Regions from separate parts of the Homo sapiens genome. Here region 2 is linked to region 1. Evidence: chromatin contacts called from ENCODE Hi-C or POLR2A ChIA-PET data. All regions are on one chromosome and are shown on one strand. The core of a region is the stretch at or near the end of the contact, and the rest is flanking DNA. Distances in the headings are between cores, read along the strand shown. Region 1 overlaps RAB11FIP4 (RAB11 family interacting protein 4). Region 2 has its middle 5.6 kb from the start of MIR365B.

The links. Hi-C counts contacts between places; a loop is a spot of excess contacts on that map. ChIA-PET counts read pairs that join two places held with the same protein, here RNA polymerase II (POLR2A). Pooled maps may share reads with other maps.
Region 2: a pooled map shows a loop between it and region 1 (3-fold over the local background). The contact joins two enhancer-like sites. A Hi-C loop is called at or near these places in 4 of 168 maps with a recorded cell type or tissue (B cell, Caco-2, Calu3 and 1 more), 1 of 37 single-sample maps with no recorded cell type and 9 of 50 pooled maps. POLR2A ChIA-PET finds 5 or more read pairs at or near these places in 5 of 52 experiments (GM12878, K562, MCF 10A and 2 more).

What each region holds. Positions count from the first base shown.
Region 1 is chr17:31,536,255-31,540,404 of GRCh38, forward strand. It overlaps RAB11FIP4 (RAB11 family interacting protein 4), which reads left to right. Exons shown (of 15, transcript NM_032932.6): 15 at 1-1,957. Among named protein-coding and RNA genes, the nearest start is that of MIR4724, 3.4 kb to the left of the region's middle. RefSeq lists an enhancer at 2,136-2,205. Within about 2 kb of position 1,942, at least 4 of the 41 ENCODE cell types and tissues checked have a DNase peak (open chromatin) inside an H3K27ac peak, as active enhancers do; they include B cell, where a contact is called at or near this core.
Region 2 is chr17:31,578,892-31,583,041 of GRCh38, forward strand. No RefSeq gene overlaps it. Among named protein-coding and RNA genes, the nearest start is that of MIR365B, 5.6 kb to the left of the region's middle. RefSeq lists an enhancer at 1,831-1,880. Within about 2 kb of position 2,205, at least 32 of the 41 ENCODE cell types and tissues checked have a DNase peak (open chromatin) inside an H3K27ac peak, as active enhancers do; they include B cell, where a contact is called at or near this core.

The DNA of each region.
Region 1 (4,150 bases), core at 692-3,191:
GAGGCCAAGGCAGGTGGATTGCCTGAGCTCAGGAGTTCGAGACCAGCCTGGACAACATGGTGAAACTCTTGTCTTTATTTTTTTAAAAAAACAAAAAGTAACTTTCGATGTGATCATACCAGGAAAGTTTTGCGTGGTCACCATGCCAAGAAAATGACTTTGGTTGCCCAGCAGATCCACAGCGACTCTTTCTCAAGGGCTACTGTGGATTCTAGATTGAGGAAAGGGGCCACTTAGGACTCAGTGCTGGTATCCTCCACAGTCCTTTCTCCCAGACTCTGGCCCTCCCTTTGGGACCCAGGAAATCCCCTCTAGGGTGACGCTGCTGGCTAGGAAGACTGAGGTCTGCTGCGCCAAGGGGCCTCAAGTTAGAAGGGCCATGCCGTCAGTGGATGACTTTGAGCGCTGATCCTAGGGACCTGCCAGGTCCTCACTTCCTGCCCTGGGTGCACACATGAATGGGGCAGCCAGCAGGAAGCGGGAGAGGCTGGAACCAGGAGCCTGCCCTACCTGCATGGCAGGACAACTCTGAGGCCCTTCTGCCATATTCTCTGCTACCCACCAGAGAAAATAGGCTGCCTTCTAGAAAGATTTGTTTCTAAAAGCGTAGACCCTGGGGAAGTATAATGTCACCATGCTCACCAGGCGAGGTTTCCCATATGACCTCCCTGCCCCGACCTCGTAGGTTGCTCCTTTCCCCATCTGTAAGGTAGAGATGTCTGCCCCGGAGCTACCAGCTGGGGATGGCATCCAGGCCATGTCTCCTGCAGGATCCAAGTGCTGTTGTCCCCAGGGTGACCCTGCCTCCTGCTGGGGCCCATCCGCTTTGCTGTGCTGCACAGGCTGTTTTCATCTGCATGGTTTGGGGTCTTTGTCCTTGTGCCTTTTCTTCCCCATCGCCACTGTACAGGATTTTCCACATTGCCCACTGCCTCCTTTTCTACATCGTCTCATCTCCCTGGCCTTTCCCGAGCCCTGTAAATGTGTACTTTTTCAACGTGCCTCCCCCAGGTGAGGCCAGCTCTCCCGGGCACATTCGTCCACAAGGATCAGGCCCCACTTACCCTTGGCTCGCTCAGCCTGTAGACTTGGTAACTTTGTACAGAATCTTTCATTATTGTCTTAAGCATGGGGGGCTAGGACCCACTTAGTCCCTCCTCCAGCCTGCAGCTAATTTAGGAGCCTTGCATTCCAGAAAAGGGCAACTTTGTGTAAAGCAGCTTCTCCCACAGAGCTTTCCCTGCATTGTTAGTGATGTCGGGCAAAGCATCACTCTTTAACCTGGGGCATTGGCCCCAGCAGGGATATCATGGGACCGCAGCCGCTCCGTGCACTGTCTCTGCCCCCAGAGGAAGCCCTGTCCATGGTTCCTGGTGCACGGCCACAGGCCTGCCTTGAGGCCACCACATCTGGTGTCTAGAACAGCTGCGGGCCCCACTTGGGCAGAAGGAAGAGGTGCTAGCTGCTGCCCCTGCCTGCTGTGAACACCTGCCCAGCCCTTCCTTGTCTGCTGAGGTGCTCAGACCAGAGTGCCATTAAATACCAACTGATGTCACGGAGCGGACGGTGCATTGCCAAGGACTCACAGCTGTGGGCTCCCTTCCAGCTCCTCCCACTTTCTTGGCTGGGTCTTCTGAGGCCTACGTGGAATGAACTACACATGTGGCCTCATGCCCAAGGGTTTGTTAGATGGCCTCTGACTCTGTGGGATTCAACTTGACTTTTTTGCCCCAGGAGGCTCTGTCTGGAAACAGGCTTAGCTTTAGTGCTGGGGTGGGACCTGCCCTGTGGGCCCCAGGGAGGGGACAGTGGGGGTGAGGCCCTGAGGCTGTCCAGGGTCTGAGCTCTTTGCCTCCAACCTGCTTCTGCCCCAAAAGGAACAGGCTGTTGGTGGCAGGCTCCTCCCGGGGAGCTGTACTGTACAGACCAAGGTGTAAATAAACAGTTTGCTCTTCTCGCCTGACTGAACCATGAGTTTCTGTGGTTGGGGGAGGGTGGGCAGAAGAGGCCTGGTTCCAGGGCTCACAGGGACAGATGGTCTCCCTTAAAAAGAGCAACCCCCCTGCCCCCCACCAAGTTTGTGGTTCCCAGGGTGGCTGGTGCTGTCCCCCAGGGGCAGGGTGGAGTGGGGCGGTGTCACTCTTCAGTCCCTAGGGGAGAAGACGTGGATCCCAGAAGCCTCTTTAATGCCACCATTCCAGCCACAGGGCTATGATGTTTGGAAACTTTGTCCTTTGTGTGGCTATGTTCTTTCCCACTGAGGTCTTCCTAGGGGTCCAGTGGGGTCCCAGTGCCATGCTCCCTCCATGTCCGCCGCTGTGGCTCCCCAGGGTGACGGCCCAATGCCTCCATTCAGGACTGGCTTCAGACCTGCCAGTGCTTGTCTCTGCCACACCATCAAGTACCAAGGTGGTCCCCAGTTGAGTCAACCAGACCCCTGGATTTCTGCCTTCTGTCTGCTCCTTCCTCTATTACAGGATTCCAGGCATGGAAGTGGCTTCACAGGTGGCCCCGGCCCTCCACCTCCCAGTGCAGGCCCTGGTGCCATGAGTCCTCCAGGGAGGGCAGACAGTTCCTCACTCACTGGACTTAGCCTCCTGGCTCAGGAGACGTCACCTCCAAATCCTGGGAGTGCTGTGTCCTCTTGGATCTTTATTGCCTCTTTCCTCTTTTTTTTTTTTTTTTTTAAAGATGGAGTCTTGCTCTACTGCCCAGGCTGGAGTGCAGTCGCACAATCTCGGTTCACTGCAACCTCCCCCTCCTGGGTTCAAGCAATTCTCCTGTCTCAGCCTCCCAAGTAGCTGGGATTACAGGCACCCAACACCACACCTGGCTATTTTTTGTATTTTTAGTAGAGACGGGGTTTCACCATGTTGGCCAGGCTGGTCTTGAACTCTTGAGCTCAAGTGATCCACCCACCTTGGACTCCCAAAGTGCTGGGATTATAGGCGTGAGCCACCGCACCTGGCCAGTTCCCTCCTTCCTCCTAATATTCCTTCTTTCCTTCCCAACTTAGGCTGCCAGATTTGGCTAGTAAGAATACAGGATGCCCAGTAAAACTTGAGTTTCAGATAAGTAGTCCAACGAGCCTCATCTTTACTTGATTACAAATAGGGTCTTTACATTGCGAAGACCCTGTTTCCAAAGTAAGCTTGCATAGGTATCAGGGCTTAGGACTTCAACATATCTTTTGGGAGGACACAATTCAACTCATAACACCTATTGAAGGAGGTCCTTGGAATTGCCTCAGTTTACCATCCTGGAGAGAGGTGGGAGCGAGCACTGCTGTGTGTACAGGCTGTACCCTCTCCTCTGCACAGGTGTGTTCCCCATTCACCCATTTTGCAGAACATTTCCTTACAGTCCTATTAAAAATGATGTCATCCCTGTGCCCCCTTGAGGCCACAGCACCTGCTAAAGGTGTTTCATTGTTGGATTCCATTGACTCACCAGGCCCTCAGTTAGAGGGCCCTTTAGGGTCATCGGCTGGGCCCAGGCCAAAGCAGATGAATGGGTGGATAATATCTGAGCACAGAAATCACTCAACCCGCCAGCATCATCTACCGAGCACCACTGTGTGTGCCAGGCACTGGGAATTGGTACAGGCAAGGCCTCTGCCCCGTGAAGTCCCCACGCTCCTGGGGGAGGGGAGAGACATAATTCATTTCCAGGGTGATGAGCACTACCAAGAGGAAGATATGGGGGGCTTCAGGAGCTGGGGGCAAGTGGATTGAGCCCACTCAGGCATCAGGTATGGCTTCTCTCAAGGAAGGAGCCTTTCAACAGAGCTCTGTAGGATCTAAGGGAACTCAGACTGTAGGATCTAAGGGAACTGCCATGGGGAGGAGACTTGGAGAAACAGCCCTTTCAGGGTACTAGAGAGGGGGATAGTGGAGGGCTGCAGCCTAGCCAGGTGGTGTAGAGTCTAGGGGGCCAAGGGTGGATCTATCACATTCACTCACTAAGCAGATGCTTTACCAGCACCTAACAGATGCGGGGTGCAGGGGAGGTGCTGGGCTCGTGGCACAGGGAGCCTCTAGAATGTACAAGAGAGGTTCTTAAAACCATCCCACCCCAGCAATTCTGATTCCATTGGTGGGGAGTGGGGCTTGGACACTGGGATGTTTTTTAAAGCTCCCAGGTGATTCCA
Region 2 (4,150 bases), core at 955-3,454, 43 kb after region 1:
TATAGGGCATTTGAAAAATACAAAGGGGCCAGGCTTGGTGGCTCATACCTATAATCCCAGCACTCTGGGAGGCCTAGGTGGGCTGATCACTTGAGTTCAGGAGTTTGAGACCAGCCTGGGCAACATGGCGAAAACGCCGTCGCTACAAAAAATACAAAAATTAGCTGGGTGTGGTGGTGCATGCCTGTAGTCCCAGCTTCTCAGGAGGCTGAGGTGAGAGGATTGTTTGAACTCGCGAGGTGGTGGTTGCAGCGAGCCAAAATCGCTGCATGGCACTCCAGCCTTGGCGACAGAGCCAGACCCTGCCTCCAAAAAACAAAACAAAACAAAACAAAAAGAGATGGAAAGGGCTTATAAATGCCCATACCTAGAGATAATGTCTGCTAATTAAATCTATCTTTCCAGCCTTTTTAACTCATGCCTGTACTTCCCCACCCAGTTAGCAGGATTGGGACTTTTAAAAGGGTCAGGCTCATAACTCATTTGAGCAATGGCCCTGTGCCCTCAGGCCAGAAAGCCTTTATTTTCTTTTTACCAAGCAGGATATGCTGTGGGCCGCTGCTGGCCTCTGGCCAGGAAGCTCAGTGATCTTGCTGGAGGGTGTTTGAGCAGCACCAGGTCTCTCTAAACCAGGATTGATGAAATTGTCAGTGAGGATGCCGGACAAGAGGGCTTTATCCCGTCTGATTTATAAGTGGGCGGCTGCATTGCTTCTTGACCTGGCTGCACAGAAGAATCACTTGAGAGCATTAAAAACATGCCAATGCCTGGTCCCATGCAGGACCCATTGGATCTGAATTGCTGGGGAATGAAAGGGCCCAAAGACTGGTATCTTTGTTTTTGTTTGTTGTTTTTTATTTGTTGTTTGTTTTTTTAACACAGGGTCTCTCTCTGTCTCCCAGGTTGGAGTGCAGTGGCTCGATCTTGGGTCACTGCAGCCTCAATCTCCGGGGTGCAAGTGATTCTCCCACAGCCTCCCAAGTAGCGTGTGGTGTGTGCCACCGCGCCTGGCTGGTGGTTGTTTTTGTTTTTGTTTTTGTTTTTGAGACAGAGTCTTGCTCTGTGGCACAGGCTGGAGTGCAGTGGTGCGATCTCGTCTCATGGCAACCTCTGCTTCCTGGGTTCAAGTGATTCTCCTTCCTCAGCCTCCCGAGTAGCTGGGATTACAGGTGCCCACCACCTCGTGCGGCTAACTTTTGTATTTTTAGTAGAGACAGGGTTTCACCATGTTGGCCAGGCTGGTCTCAAACTCCTGGCCTCAAGTGATCTGCCCGCCTCAGCCTCCCAAAGTGCTGGGATGACAGGCATGAGCCACCACGCCCAGTGCCTGGCCATTTAAAAAATTTTTTTTGTAGAGACGAGGTCTCACTATGTTGCCCAGGCTGGTCTTGAAGTCCTGGGCTCAAGCTTCCCAAAATGCTGGGATTATAGGCATGAGCCACCACACCTGACCAGTTATTATTTTTTTTTTTCTTATGTTCCTCAGGTGAGTCTCTTAAGCAATCAGAGGAGAACTGTTGGGTTAAATGCCCACAAGCTAGAGATGGAAGAGGTTTCCTCCAGCTTTGCCTTCAGAGCCCGATCAAGGGATGTGACCATTTGCAGTTGGCCAACTTTCATTTCCGTTACTGTCTCTGCTGCTCAGTCATCTTTTGATCCTCATTTTGCAAGCAGAAAACTGAGGCTAAGGGGATCGGGGGACTTATCTGAAGACACAGAATATGGCAGAGATGAGATGTAAAATACACAACTTCTGACCCTCCAGATTAGTGCTGTTTCAGTAGTACTAGTCATTAGTATTCATGATGAGCATATGGATCATAAGAAGCATATTCTTGTGCTTAATAATAATTGGACACTTGGTCATCACAGTATGCTGAGGCGTGGGTAGGGGCTGCCCCAGCAGGGTGAGTCATCATCCCCTAGTTTCCCAATGCTCTGTGTCCCCTGCCAGCCAGCCTGGACCCACAGCTGCCCGCAGCCTGCCCTGTTGCACTAATCCCAGCTGTGGGCACGGTGAGATTTGGCCCCATTTTACACATGAGGAACAGGCTCAGAACACTCAAGAGGCTTGGCCCATGTCACCCAGCTCTCCTTGCCTGGACAGAGGCATCTAGGAAGGAACACAGCCCTGCATGGGGCTTGCTTGTCTGAGTCCTCAGGGACAGAGCTCTACTGGGGGTGCCCAGGTCTCTAGCAGACTGTCCCTGCCCCTCTCTCCTTCCTGCCCAGCTCAGCTCCAGAGGCCTGGCCTGCGGGCAGGCTGGGCAGGCAGCCAGCGCAGGGAGCTAACGATGGGTGCATTGTCGGCTCCAGGAAGTGGTCAGCTGTTCCCTGGCAGGTCTGCAGAGCCGGAGGACCAGCCTGCCTTGCTCGTGGAGGGTAGAGATAGAATCTGGGAGCTCAGAACACCATTTTCCCGGAGCCCAGTGGCTCTGGGCCAGCCCTCGGGCTTCCTTTGGAAGGGAGGGCCCCGTGTACTCCTCCGCTCCTTCCTTGCTTGGCATTGGCCCTCTCCCTCCTCAGTCTGGCTCTCACCGTCCCCCGGCCCAGCACTTTGCAGCAGAGTGTACACTCTTGGCAGCGATGTCCATTAAACCTGCTTCCCAGAAAGCAGCATGGCTGTACAGGCAGATTCAGCCAGCACCTTAGTGGGAGATGGGGCAGTGGGCATCAGCTCAGGCTTTTCTTGCCCAGGTTCCCTGGGGAGCTGGGTTGGAAGATAGCCCTAAGCTGCCTTGGCTTCCTGCTTCCTGGATCAGAAGTGCCCTCAGCTCAGTCAGCAGCCTAGCCGCTGGACAAGGCTGAGACAAGCGCTTTGACCTCCTGGAGTTGGGCTGGGACGAGCCTTTGCCTGGGAGTCTGATCAAGGCGGTCACTGAGCTGAGAACCTGGGGTAAAGCTCCCTGCTGAGCCTGTTGCCTCATTTGTTTGATGGGTGCCATAGTTCCCTGTAGGAATGTGGGTACTTTCTAGGCTTCTTCCAAATAGATACAAGAAATTGTGGCTGCCTTTCCCTTCCCGGCCAGGAGTACACTTCAGCAGAGAACTCAGTGATGCCTGGCATGGGGAAGATGCCCAGTGAATGGTGGTTGCCCCACACGGCTCAGGAAATGAAGTTTGGGTCACAGCCTGAGGATGGTGCCTTCCATCCTTGACCCTGCAAGGACAACCTTTCCTGACAGTCTCCTCCCTGGGTGAAGTATTGGGACAGTGGCTCTGGACTGGAAAACTGAAGCTTTACCTCTTTGCTCTGGATTCCCATCAGGTCTAGATTGCTGAGGCCCAGCGCCCACAGAGGCATCTTCCCCTCTAGGGGGTTTGTCCTATAAGCCCGGACTCCGTCAGCTCCGAGGCACTCCTGCTGGGCCTGGGCCAGAGTGGCTGATGTGGAACTGCTCCCTCCCCTGCCAGCTTCCTTGGGGTGCAGACAGCCCAGCACAGGCAGGAAGGGCTTTCTGTTTGGCTGGACTGGTGGGGAAGCAATTAGTGCTTACTTTCTGTTTTGATTCTTGTAGCTAATAGGCAGAGTTTGTGATGTCACGGAAAAGCAGCCTTGGGCCCGCGTGGGTTTGAGGTCTGTCCCTGATAGTCTGGCCAATGTGGAATTGTCTGGAGGTAGGGGTGTATGCTGACACTACTCCCTGGGTATGAGGTGGCCATCTGTTGGCTTTCCATGCCCCCTTCTGATAATACCTCTTTTAATACCTCTTTTTTCTGTTAATAACTTCAGGAGATCACTTCTCCCCTACCCTGTATCTCTGGGGTTCTGGTGTGGCCAACCCCAAACCCTGGCTTTAGACACTGGCATGTGTTCCAGGCCTGGAGGCCAAGTCCTGAGACTCTGCCATGGGACATCTGCAGCAGTTATGGGGAAAGAAGCATTCTTTTTCTGAGGGAGTTGCTGTATTGATAGGATGTAGGCTGGGAACTGCTGGTGGCCATCCTGTCCTCAACTTGACAAAGCCAACAAAGAGGAAAGAAAATGAAGAGATGAGGCCAGGCACCGTGGCTTGTAATCCCAGCACTTTGGGAGGCCCAGGTGGGCGGATCACAAGGTCAGGAGATCGAGACCATCCTGGCTAACTCAGTGAAACCCCATCTCTACTAAAAATACAAAAAAATTAGCTGGGCATGGTGGCGGGTGCCT